Regions from separate parts of the Homo sapiens genome. Here region 2 is linked to region 1. A link is an interaction called in ENCODE POLR2A ChIA-PET data of the cell type or tissue named here. Cell type or tissue: HepG2. All regions are shown on one strand. Links, peaks and the distances in the headings refer to the core of each region. The heading gives the core; the rest is flanking DNA.

Evidence for each region. ChIA-PET counts read pairs that join two places held together with the same protein. Peaks named below come from ENCODE experiments on the same cell type or tissue, not always from the same donor. Only the 100,000 strongest peaks of a DNase experiment are listed, where the experiment ranks them.
Region 2: POLR2A ChIA-PET joins it to region 1 with 17 read pairs; 6 of 35 experiments call an interaction of 5 or more read pairs at or near these places.

The regions. Positions count from the first base shown.
Region 1 is chr17:72,499,673-72,505,048 of GRCh38, forward strand. All of the region lies in intron 1 of LINC00673 (long intergenic non-protein coding RNA 673), which reads right to left. Among named protein-coding and RNA genes, the nearest start is that of LINC00673, 90 kb to the right of the region's middle. In HepG2, for the core only: no CTCF peak of the experiment used is centred there; DNase peaks (open chromatin) are centred at 1,859, 2,359 and 3,119; H3K4me3 peaks cover 2,250 bases.
Region 2 is chr17:72,442,048-72,447,423 of GRCh38, forward strand. All of the region lies in intron 1 of LINC00673 (long intergenic non-protein coding RNA 673), which reads right to left. Among named protein-coding and RNA genes, the nearest start is that of LINC02003, 100 kb to the left of the region's middle. In HepG2, for the core only: no CTCF peak of the experiment used is centred there; a DNase peak (open chromatin) is centred at 3,184.

The DNA.
Region 1 (5,376 bases), core at 250-5,249:
CTCGTATCATATGATTTAAACTTCGCTACAACTCCATCTAGTAAGTGCTATCATAAGTCCAAATTTATAGAGGGGAAACCAAGGCACAAAGCAGCTAAATAACTTGGCAAAAGTCACATCCCTACTAAGGGGCTGAGAAAGGGTCAGAAGCCAGTTCGTTTAGCTCCAAAATCCACCTGTTAACCACTATGTTCTCGACCTCTTATCTAAAGTGAAGATAAGCTCCCTGGAAAATCCCAAGAGTAAACTGATTGACAGGAACAGTGTTTCTCAAAGCAGAAGCCGGCAGGCGCGGTGGCTCACGCCTGCAATCCCAGCACTTTGGGAGGCCGAGGCGGGCGGATCACGAGGTCAGAAGATTGAGACCATCCTGGCTAACACGGTGAAACCCGATCTCTACTAAAAATACAAAAAAATTAGCTGGGTGTGGTGGCAGGCACCTGTAGTCCCAGCTACTTGGGAGGCTGAGGCAGGAGAATGGCGTGAACCTGGGAGGCAGAGCTTGCGGTGAGCTGAGATCGCGCCACTGCACTCCAGCCTGGGTGACAGAGCGAGACTCCATCTCAAAAAAATAAATAAATAAATAATCAGAAGCCACACACCACCAGCCCTACAGAACATTAACGCTCACTCCTCGGTGGGGGGAAATGGTAGGAGATGATCTCAGTCAAATTTGGGAACAGAGCTAAACACCTCATGTTCTTACTCATGTGGAAGCTGAAAAAGTAGATCTCATAGGAAGTAAAGAGTAGAACAGAGGTTATTCAAGGCTGGAAAGGGCAGGGGGAAAAGAAGGATGGGGAGAGATTTGTTAAAGGCTATAAAATTATAGATGGACAGGAGAAATACGTTCTAGTGTTCTATACCACTGTAGGATGACTACAGTTAACAATGATATATATTTTGAAATAGCTACAAGAGAGAACATTGAATGTTCCCAACACAGAGAAAGGATAAACGTTTGAGATCATGGATATGCTAATTACCCTGATCTGATCAATATACATTGTATATATCAAAACAACACTAGGTATCCCATACATTTATCTACAATTATTATGTGTCCATTTAAAAATAAATAAATAAGGGCCAGGCGCATTGGCTCACACCTGTAATCCCAGCACTTTGGGAGGCCAAGATAGGTGGATCACTTGAGGTCAGGAGTTTGAGACCAGTCTGGCCAACATGGCAAAACCACATCTCTACTAAAAATACAAAAAAAAAAAAAAAAATTGCCAGGCATGGTGGTGCACACCTGTAATCCCAGCTACTTGGGAGGCTGAGGCAGGAGAATCACTTGAACCCAGGAGGCAGAGGTTGCAGTGAGCCAAGATCATGCCACTGCACTCCAGCCTGGGTGACAGTGTGAGACTCCATCTCAAAGAAAAAAGAAAAAAAGAAAGAAAGAAATAAAAATATAAATAAATAAATAAATAAATGTTAAATGTGGGAAACACTGAGTTAAACCAAACTAGATGGATTCTTCCTATGGAACTTCTCACAGACTTCACCAGCAAGCATAAGCAAATCAATTTCCAAGGGGTGGGGGGTACATTTTGTAACATTCTCCAAATGTACTGGTCTGCAGAATCCCTTTGTCCAAAAGCATCTCAAGACATCATGAGGATGCCAGGAAACTAACTGCCTGTGGGATACGTGGGCCCAAGGCAGTGCTTCTCAAACTTTAATGTACACACACAATACCTGGGACCCTTGTTAAAATGCAGATTCCAATGCCGTAGGTCTGGCTGGGGCTAGAGAGTCTGCATTTCTAGCAAGAGATGCTGGTGTTGCATCACCCTCAGCATGGCAGGGACCTGCAGGACAGCTCTGGCTAGCTCTGGCCCCGCCACCTCCCCAGGCAAGCCTTCTCCCAGCTCAGCACCCCCAGGAGAACAGCCCTTACGCAAACTTCCAGGGCGGTCTGGCCTCTGCTTACCTCCTCAACCCTGGAACTATTCCACAGAGTGCAAGTTTCATCGCAGGCCCCTAGGGAATCCAGACCCTTCTAGAGATCTATCCCTGGGTCCCTACCCCAACCCTTCTCTCTGTCTTCCACGAGCCACACCCCTCCCTGCCCTTGCCTCAGAAAGCCCTCATTCTGAAGGTCAGGTCCACTTAGCGGTCAGCCTCGCTCCCCAGCCGCCCAAGGTGGCTGGGATCAGTGGTGAGGAAGGGAGAGGAGGTGAAAGGAGGATAAGCAGAGAGCAAGGAGGCCCCGTGAGGTCTTGTGACCGACTGGGCCTCCTGGTGCCGCCGAGGTGGCAGTGCCAAAGCGCAGTGCTGGAATACTTGGCCTGTCTCCGGAGCAAACACCCAATCCAAACAGGCCCTAGTGTGTCTCCGAACAGACTGTGTAAATAACGGGGGGAGGAAAAAAAAACCCCAACTGGCCACAGATCCCGCTTTCAAACACATTGAAACAAAATAATCCCTCTCTCCCTCACTCGCTCACTCCCCACTGCTTGCTCTTTTTTTTTTTTTTTTTTTTAAATTTCCACCGGTGCCGAGGCCTCAGTGGAGCCTGGCTGGCGGCTTGTTAGAGCCTGCAGCCTACCTGTCCTGCATAGGAATGAAGCCGGGAGGAGTTACATGATATGCCCTCGTTGCAGGCCGGGGACACAGCTACCGCATTCAGAGACCAGGAAACAGAGCAAAAGCTGTTCTCAGAGTGCGGCTGAGCGAGGAGCTACAGGGGAATGGAGGGGGCCAAGCTGCATGGAAGATTGTCCCATTAACCTGGCTTTTTACCAGGGTGGTCCTCTCCCTAACCCCTAAGAATCACACCCTGCATCCAAACGGCAGCAACCCCAGAAAACGGGCTAAGAACTCCCCCGAACAGAGCTAGATCTAGAAAGCCCAGCACAGGGAGCTGAGCCTGAGCAGCCTCTCTCCAAGGGTGGCTCTGAACTCCACATGTGTGTACAGACAAGGGGGCGACTGGCATGTGGTTTGTTTCTGGTCTTGTAGTCGGTTTGGAATTTTCTAAGTCAGGGTGGGGTGGGGGGACTGTGCACGAGTCATGTGCAGACTGGAACCCATCTCCCCCTCGGTCTGCAAGTTAAAACAATTGGGTTGTCCTTCTCAGCATCTGCCAATGTCTCTTACTCAATCTTGGATCAAAAGGGCGTTGGAGGAGGAGGCTGGGAGGGAAATCCAGACAGTTCTCCGCCTCTGACATCAGGTCCAGCTGTTAGCATCGTGCTGTGGGTCCCTGAACAAGAAGCAAAGTCAGGACTGGTTTGGCCAGGTAGGTGAGGATCCAGTGTTGGGTGATTCTGATCCATGCAGCCCTTAGAGGCGACACAGACGTGAACTGGACATTCTAGGAAGAAAGAGCCGACTGCCGGGTGACCTGTCTAGTTCACATCCACTCACCATTTCCCTCCTCGTTCCTATTCTTAGAAATAAGACTCTGACGCTCTCTTTTATACAGGCTAGTCCCCTATAGGCATGTCATGGTGATTATTTGCAATCCTCCTGACTTTCCTAAGAAGAGATCAGACTTAGCAGGGTTAGTCCTCATAGCCCGAGGCTGGACAGGAAGAGAACTCCATATCCTATGTCCAAGAATATCATCAAATCCTTATGAAGCACCAGTTGTTGTGACGCAATTTTAAAAGACTGGTTCAAAGTGCCTGTCTGAGACTAAGCAGATCTGTGGGTCGAGCCAATGCCACACCCATTGTGGTCTTTAAGCTTCTTTTCCAAATTAAAAAACAAAACAAAACAAAAAAAAACACCTCTTACACATTAATCTCCATTTAACATAGAGTGTCCATGGGGTATACAGTTATGGACTTGGCACTGTATCCAGCAGAGAGCCCAGAGAAATCAAACAATATGATCTTGGCTTTTAAGGATTTATACCTTTGCTGGAAAAGACCCAATTTACCCACCAAAGTTCAATGCCTTTCATTTCTTCAGATCGTACATGTCTGTAACTAAAAGCTCCCCCTTCCTTGAGCAGTCATTACGTACCAGGCACTATACTAAGGGCTTTCTAGGCAGAGGCTCTCACTTCTACAACCACCTTGTACAGTGCAAACCACTACTATCCCATTGCACAGATGGGCACATGGAGGCCTAGGGGACAAGCAACATGACCAGGTCCTACAGCTGCCAAGTGACAGCGTGCAGACCTTGATTCAGGGTGCATGTCATTCCCTTGTGTCTCTTGCAGCACTTACCACCTTCTTTCTACCCGGCAATCAAGCTCGTATTCACCTTCTATCTCTATCAGAGCTCCTAAAGTGCTCTGAGTGCCTTCCTTAGCACCGTATAACCTTGAGACAACGTTTATTGAATAAATGACTTGTAAGAGAGAAAAAGGGAAATTCTACTTATCCCTTTGTTCAAATATTTATTGAGCACCTACTATACGTCTCTCACTCTGCTGGACATGGGACCCAGGTGGTCAATCAGAGGTCCTGGCCTCATGGGCCAAGTCTGGTGAGGCTGATTCCAGAATCACAGAAACAAGTTGCACCCATACCAAGCCCTGCAAAGCACTCACGTGCTCCCTTCAGAACCAGGCAGTGGGGACATGACCGTGAAAGTAGTAGGCTCTGCCATGGAGTTGGGTATCCTCTGAGGGGAGAACAGATCCACAAGAGAGGGAAAAACATGGAATTAAAAATCTCTAATAGTCTAAGGGAAAGGGGGGTTTCTAAAGTCCTCAAGAGGTCAAACTAGCTGGGCGCAGTGGCTCACACCTGTAATCCCAGCACCTGGGGAGGCCAAACCTGGACAACATAGGAAAAAGAAACCTCTACAAAAAATAAAATAAAATAAAATAAAATAATGAGCCAGGCATGGTGGCGCATGTCAGTGGTCCCAGCTACTCACAAGGATGAGACGGGAGGATCATTTGAGCCTAGGAGGTCAGGGCTGCAGTGAGCTATGATCATACCACTGCCCTCCAGCCTGGGGAGCAAGACCCTGACCCCCCTCCTCCCCACCAAAAAAAAAAAAAAAAAAAAAAAAAAACAAGAAGTCAAACTGAGCTAACTTGGCACAGTACATCCTACTTTATGTGAGAATTCCTCTCCTGCCATTTTATGTGACTCTTGGTCTCAGCAGTGACAGAGGTAACACACATAAAATAAGGTAAGGACACAGTGAGATACCACTACACACCCACCAGAATGACTGCAATTTTACAAAGTGTCAGCACCTCCACCATGAGGACTGGAGCAACTGGAACTCTCAGACATTGCTGGTGGGAGTGTAAGTAGGTACAGCCACTTTGGAAAAGGTCTGGCAGTTTCTTATGAAATTAAACATACACCTACTCTATGACCCAGCAATTCCACTCCGAGTTATTTACCCAAGAGACATGAAAACATGCGTCCACCAGAAGTTTTGTTCAAGAAT
Region 2 (5,376 bases), core at 108-5,107, 58 kb before region 1:
CCAACTCCACAGTGCACATATACAGGCTGTAGAATCATGCATGAAACCAAGACACGTGCAAGCAAAGTTTTACGAATGTACACAAGTCAAGGTTCAAGTTTATAACTGAGGAGGCGGAGATTGGGTATGCTAACTGCCTTAAATGTTTCAGAAAAAAAAAATAGGTAGAATTTCAAATTAATGTAGGCATCAGTTCAAGCTTAGGACTATTGGTTTCCAGTATCATTTAGTATACATTCAACTCTTTCTACCGGGCTGTTCAGAGATCCACATCGTCTGCCTCCAACTCTCATGGCTTGTAAGTTTCTAGCTGGGTTTGTATTACAAGAACTTGTAGGCCTATGTTTCTGTTTCTGTTAAGATGGGTGCCTCTTGAAGGCATGGTCCAGAACTAAGTATCTTTTTCTGTTGTGAGATGAATGTAAAACATTTCAGAGTTTCACCTTAAGAAATCCCATTCCAGCCGGGCTCCGTGGTTCACACCTGTAATCCCAGCACTTTGGGAGGCCGAGGTGGGTGGATCACCTGAGGTCAGGAGTTCAAGACCAGCCTGGCCAACATGGTGAAACCCCGTCTCTATGAAAAATACAAAAAATTAGCTGGGCGTGGTGGTGGGTGCCTATAATCCCAGCTACTCAGGAGGCTGAGGCAGGAGAATCGCTTGAACCTGGGAGGCAGAAGTTGCAGTGAACTGATATCGCGCCATTGCACTCCAGCTTGGGCAAAAAGAGCGAAACTCCATCTCAAAAAAAATAAAAAAAAAAGAAAAGAAACCTCACTTCCCAAAATATCCTCCATTTAGTATAGGGATGGAGATTATTCCAGCATCTTGTATGTAGAAAGATGTAGAAGAGTCCAATTCTGCCAGGCCGTTTCCAATAAATAACGGGCAAAACTTCACATCATGTGGTCAAGAGATTGTTGAGAGAACTGAAGGCTGTAACTTTGACCACTAAATGGCTTAGGAGCCTCAGATAGACACTTGCCTTATTTACATCTTTACAAATTGTATACGTTGGATATTTGTACCTTGGGTTTTGTGTGTGTGTGTGTGTGTGTGTGTGTGTGTGTGTCTATGGTTACGTAGGATCAGTGAAATATGGGTGCCCAACTTTGGGGTAAAGGAAAGCCTTGGGGTGGAAGCAAAGCCAAGCCTAAAACTCCCAGCCCAGCCATTATTCTCTAGACCTCAGGGCCTGCAAGATTCATACTGTCCTCCCAAAAAATGTCCTGGGCCTCTTGTGTAGACATTCATACCAACTAGGCCCTTCAACCAGAAGATACTTAGAGAAGACTCCAAAGTTCCCAACCTCTAGGCATTTGAGAATTCATAACCAAAACCAGGCTCTCAGTTTAAAGCGATACTGTGATGAGTGACAAAACACGTGAGCCTTTTGAGCCCATCTGCAGAAAGTGTCCACTTGACACGGTCACACAATGAGTAGCCTCTGAGGTGCCCGGGGCCACCTCTCACCCAGGCAACAGCAGAAGGAACTGGGGACTTATACTAACACCAAATCAGAACCTACTACTTTCAGACACTGCCAAGAAGCAGAAGACCGCAATTTATTGGTTAAGAAAAATACTGCCATAATTAATTATTCATCTCTGCCAATAACAATAACAACCAATAGTGAGAACACATGATCCTATTTGCATTTCTTTTCTCCATCTAAAATAAATTTACCAATAAAAATTTAAAAATAAATAAGGCCAGGCACGCTTGCTCACACCTGTAATCTCAGCAATTTGGGAGGCAGAGGTGGGAGGACTGCTTGAGGCCAGGAGTTCAATACCAGCCTGGTCAACATAGGAAGACCCTGTCTCTACCTTATTTCTTTTTTATTTTTTGAGACAGAGTCTCGCTCTGTTGTCCAGGCTGGAGTGCAGTGGTGTGATCTTGGCTCACTGCAAACTCTGCCTCCTGGGTTCAAGCTATTCTCCTGCCTCAGCCTCCCGAGTAGCTGGGATTAGAGGTGCGTACCACCTACACCCGGCTAATTTTTGTATTTTTAGTAGAGATGGGGTTTCACCATATTGGCCAGGCTGATCTCAAACTGGCTGGTCTCGAACTCCTGACCTCGTGATTTGCCCGCCTCAGCCTCTCAAAGTGCTGGGATTACAGGCGTGAGCCACCACGCCCAGCCTCTACCTTTTTTACAAATGAAAAATAAAAATAAATAAATACTCCATAATCCCACAGCTCTGAGCATGCTGTAAGTCTGAGAGGTAAATAATCAGGTTTCAATGTTAAATGTCAATCCCCTTTCATCCTCCTTTCCCTAGAAGCAGCCAAGTATAAATCAGAGTCGCAGGGATGTAGGAATCCAAAATGCAGAACTTCCCAACAGCAGTTGGGGTTTAATTTGCCACACATCTCCCACTCTGGAGGTATTAACTCAAATCCTGATGGGGCATCGATGGCGTGGCCGATGCTATGTTGGGAGCTAGGGCTTCGCCTCTGCCTGTGTGGTGTGTATTCCAGAGGGACACAGGTCAAAACAAGTAAACACAAACATTCAGTTATAAATCATGAAGTTTCTGCAAAGTAGAATGATATGGGGGTGGGAACAGCATCACAGCAACTGCAAAGGCCCCTCCAAGAAAATGACATGAAGCAGATGCCTGACACAGATACAGTCAGCTGCATGAATGAACCTAGGGAGCTGCGTGCTGGCTGCACCCCAGGCAGAACTGGGGTGGACCCCAGCTCCAAAGCCGCACCGTAGAAAGCGGAAATTCTGAAAATGTTTTAAAAAAATAATTAGACTCGGGAGAACACAAGACCCATGAGGATACAGGCTGGGGAACACTCCTTTTTACAAACTGCAGGCATGACCTCGAGGTAAGGTGAGAAACACAGAGAGCCCTGGAGAGCAGTCCTTGTTCTAGCACCTTCCACCGAGCTCAGTAACACGACAGTACATTTTGAAGCAAAGGGAAAAATCATGAGATGTTGCCTTTACCAGATAACTCATCTTGCTAAGGCACCTTTACCCCTCGTGGTCTTGAGGGTTCTGGGAAGGCATTGATGAGGACCTCCAGTACGTCCACCCAGCATTTTATTATCATAAGTGCGAAGCTTGGTTACAATTTTACAAAATAAAATGAAGGCTTCCTGATTCCTAGTCCCTAGTTGGGATAACCTCCCCAAAGCAAGCCTGGAAAATCCCTGGGCGGCCAGGTCACTGGGGCTCAAAGTCCTCCTCCTCCCCGCCCCACCCACCCATGGAAAAGTACTGGCATCTCAGCGGCTGGGTTTCTTCCAGGAGGCCCTGCTGGGGATGTGTCAGTGCCCCCAACCCGAAGCCCACAGGGAAATCTCACCCCACTGGGTTGAGCCCCAACCTCCCACTCTGGCCCCATTGGTTTCACACCCTTGAACAATCCTGCCCAAATAACCTAGCAGCTAAGTGTGGCCAGGGGCCAGGAAAAAAGCCCTGAAAAGCAGTGAGCTCTTCAGATCCGAGAGCTCACAGCTTGGCTGGGACGCTGCCCACTGTGGAAAATGGAACGTGAAGATCTGGTACAGTGAGGGTGGTGGGGGAGGGAAGCCCTGACCCCACCCAGCCTGCGTAAGAGCAGAGGGTCAACTTCCCAGGGTATCTGGAAAGCTCTGGCAAGGGTGGGCAGAGGTGGGTGGCGATGGGGCCGGCGGACACACGGCCTCGTGCTTTTCATGCGATGACACACCTGACTGGCCAGGCACACCTGGACGTCGGGGCAGGCCAAGCTTTCCAACAGTCACTCACTGTTCCTTGAGTGGAGAGGCCTGGCAGCCACGCTCCTCACAGACAGGGGGGTTTTTCTCCTTCTTGGTAGGCCACGCCTCCCCCGGGCACATACTGCCTCTGTCCGAGGGTTTCGTCCAAGCCCTGGGCTCTGACCACAAAAAGCGCCCTTTTCTTTGGCGGGCTCACCTCAGACGTGAGGTACCAGAGAGCCAAACCGTCTGCTAAAAGGACATCCCCAGCACATTTCTCCCTAGGCAGAGGGTCTGTGGCTGGCGGCCACAAACAGCACATCCTCCCTCCATCCTGGGGCCTTACAGAATTGCCCCTTGGTTCCTGCTATATTCATGGCAGAAGGACAGTAAACTAAAGGAGCTCTTGGCTTGCTCGGGGTGCTCCCGTCTGACCCAAAGCAAACTGGGTAAATCCCTGGTAAAAACCAAGTTGTTGAACACAGGGCTTCAGGTCTTGGCCCATTCGGTGTGGCCATTCCCACTCCAATGTCTCTGTGAAAATGCAAAAATAAATAAATAAATAAATAAATAAATAAATAAATAAATAAACACGAATGGCGACACCTTCCTCCAGCAGAGAGAGATTACGGCCTCCACCAAAACACTCAATGGGTTCCTGGCAGGGCTTCCACCCCAACTGTGGACACTAGATAGAGAGATGCTCTTCATGAGAGTCTTGAGGGTTCCTTGTTAAAAAAAAAAAAAAAAAAAAAAAAAAAGTGGGTTTTTTTTGGTTTTCTTTTTTTGGTCATACAAAACGTAGTTGTGAAAGGAAAAGAAAATGCCAGCCCTGTTTGACAGACATTAGATTTATGATCGTTTTTTAAGCCTCAAGTACGTCACAAGAATCGGCCCACCCACTGCACTGCCCTGATTGTAAACACGGCCAAGTGCCCATCCCTGCTCTTCCCCTATCGGACCTGGGCTCCTCCGCTTCTGAACAGCCCTTGTTTCCCTCTCCTGGTCTCTGGTGGGTTAAAAAGATGCCTGGCTGTATATATATGGAGAGCGTACACCATGGAGCTCTCTGAGCTAAAACCTCCAAGACAAACATAGCCCGCTCACGCCTTCCCCGTCTGCCGGCAGGCCGCAGATGTTAATAAACATGGTTGGGGTTTAGGGTTTGCCCACTGATTCCTCCATCCATTTTACACTCGACAAGTCAGGAGAGCATTTTTTCCCCCTTCCCTTAACGTACAAACTCAGTAAACTGTTGTAAGGCTTGGCAACAAACTTATGAATTTTGGCCTCCAGATGTGGCTGGAAATAAAAGTAAACACAGGGTGTGAGCAACTGCGTTTCAGGTTTGTGTCCTGTGAGGCTGAGTCTGCAAAAACCAGGGCTCAGAGAGACTCATTTGCCCTTTGCCATGAGACACCGGGAGATAGTTTTCCTAAAGGTAGGGATGCTGTTTGGTGCAGACAACAGATGTAGAGGTCCACTAGAAAATGTAGGTGAAGGTTTACAGTGCAGAAATTTGGCCCCCTCTCCAGAGCACCATTCATAATCCATCCCTCTTGGCCAGGGTGGGTCACAGTGTGTCCTACAGCAACTCTGGCTAGAACACAAGTCTATAGGAGGAAAGTGCTCAGATCAGAAAAAAACTGAAAAAGCCTTATCATGAGATCCAT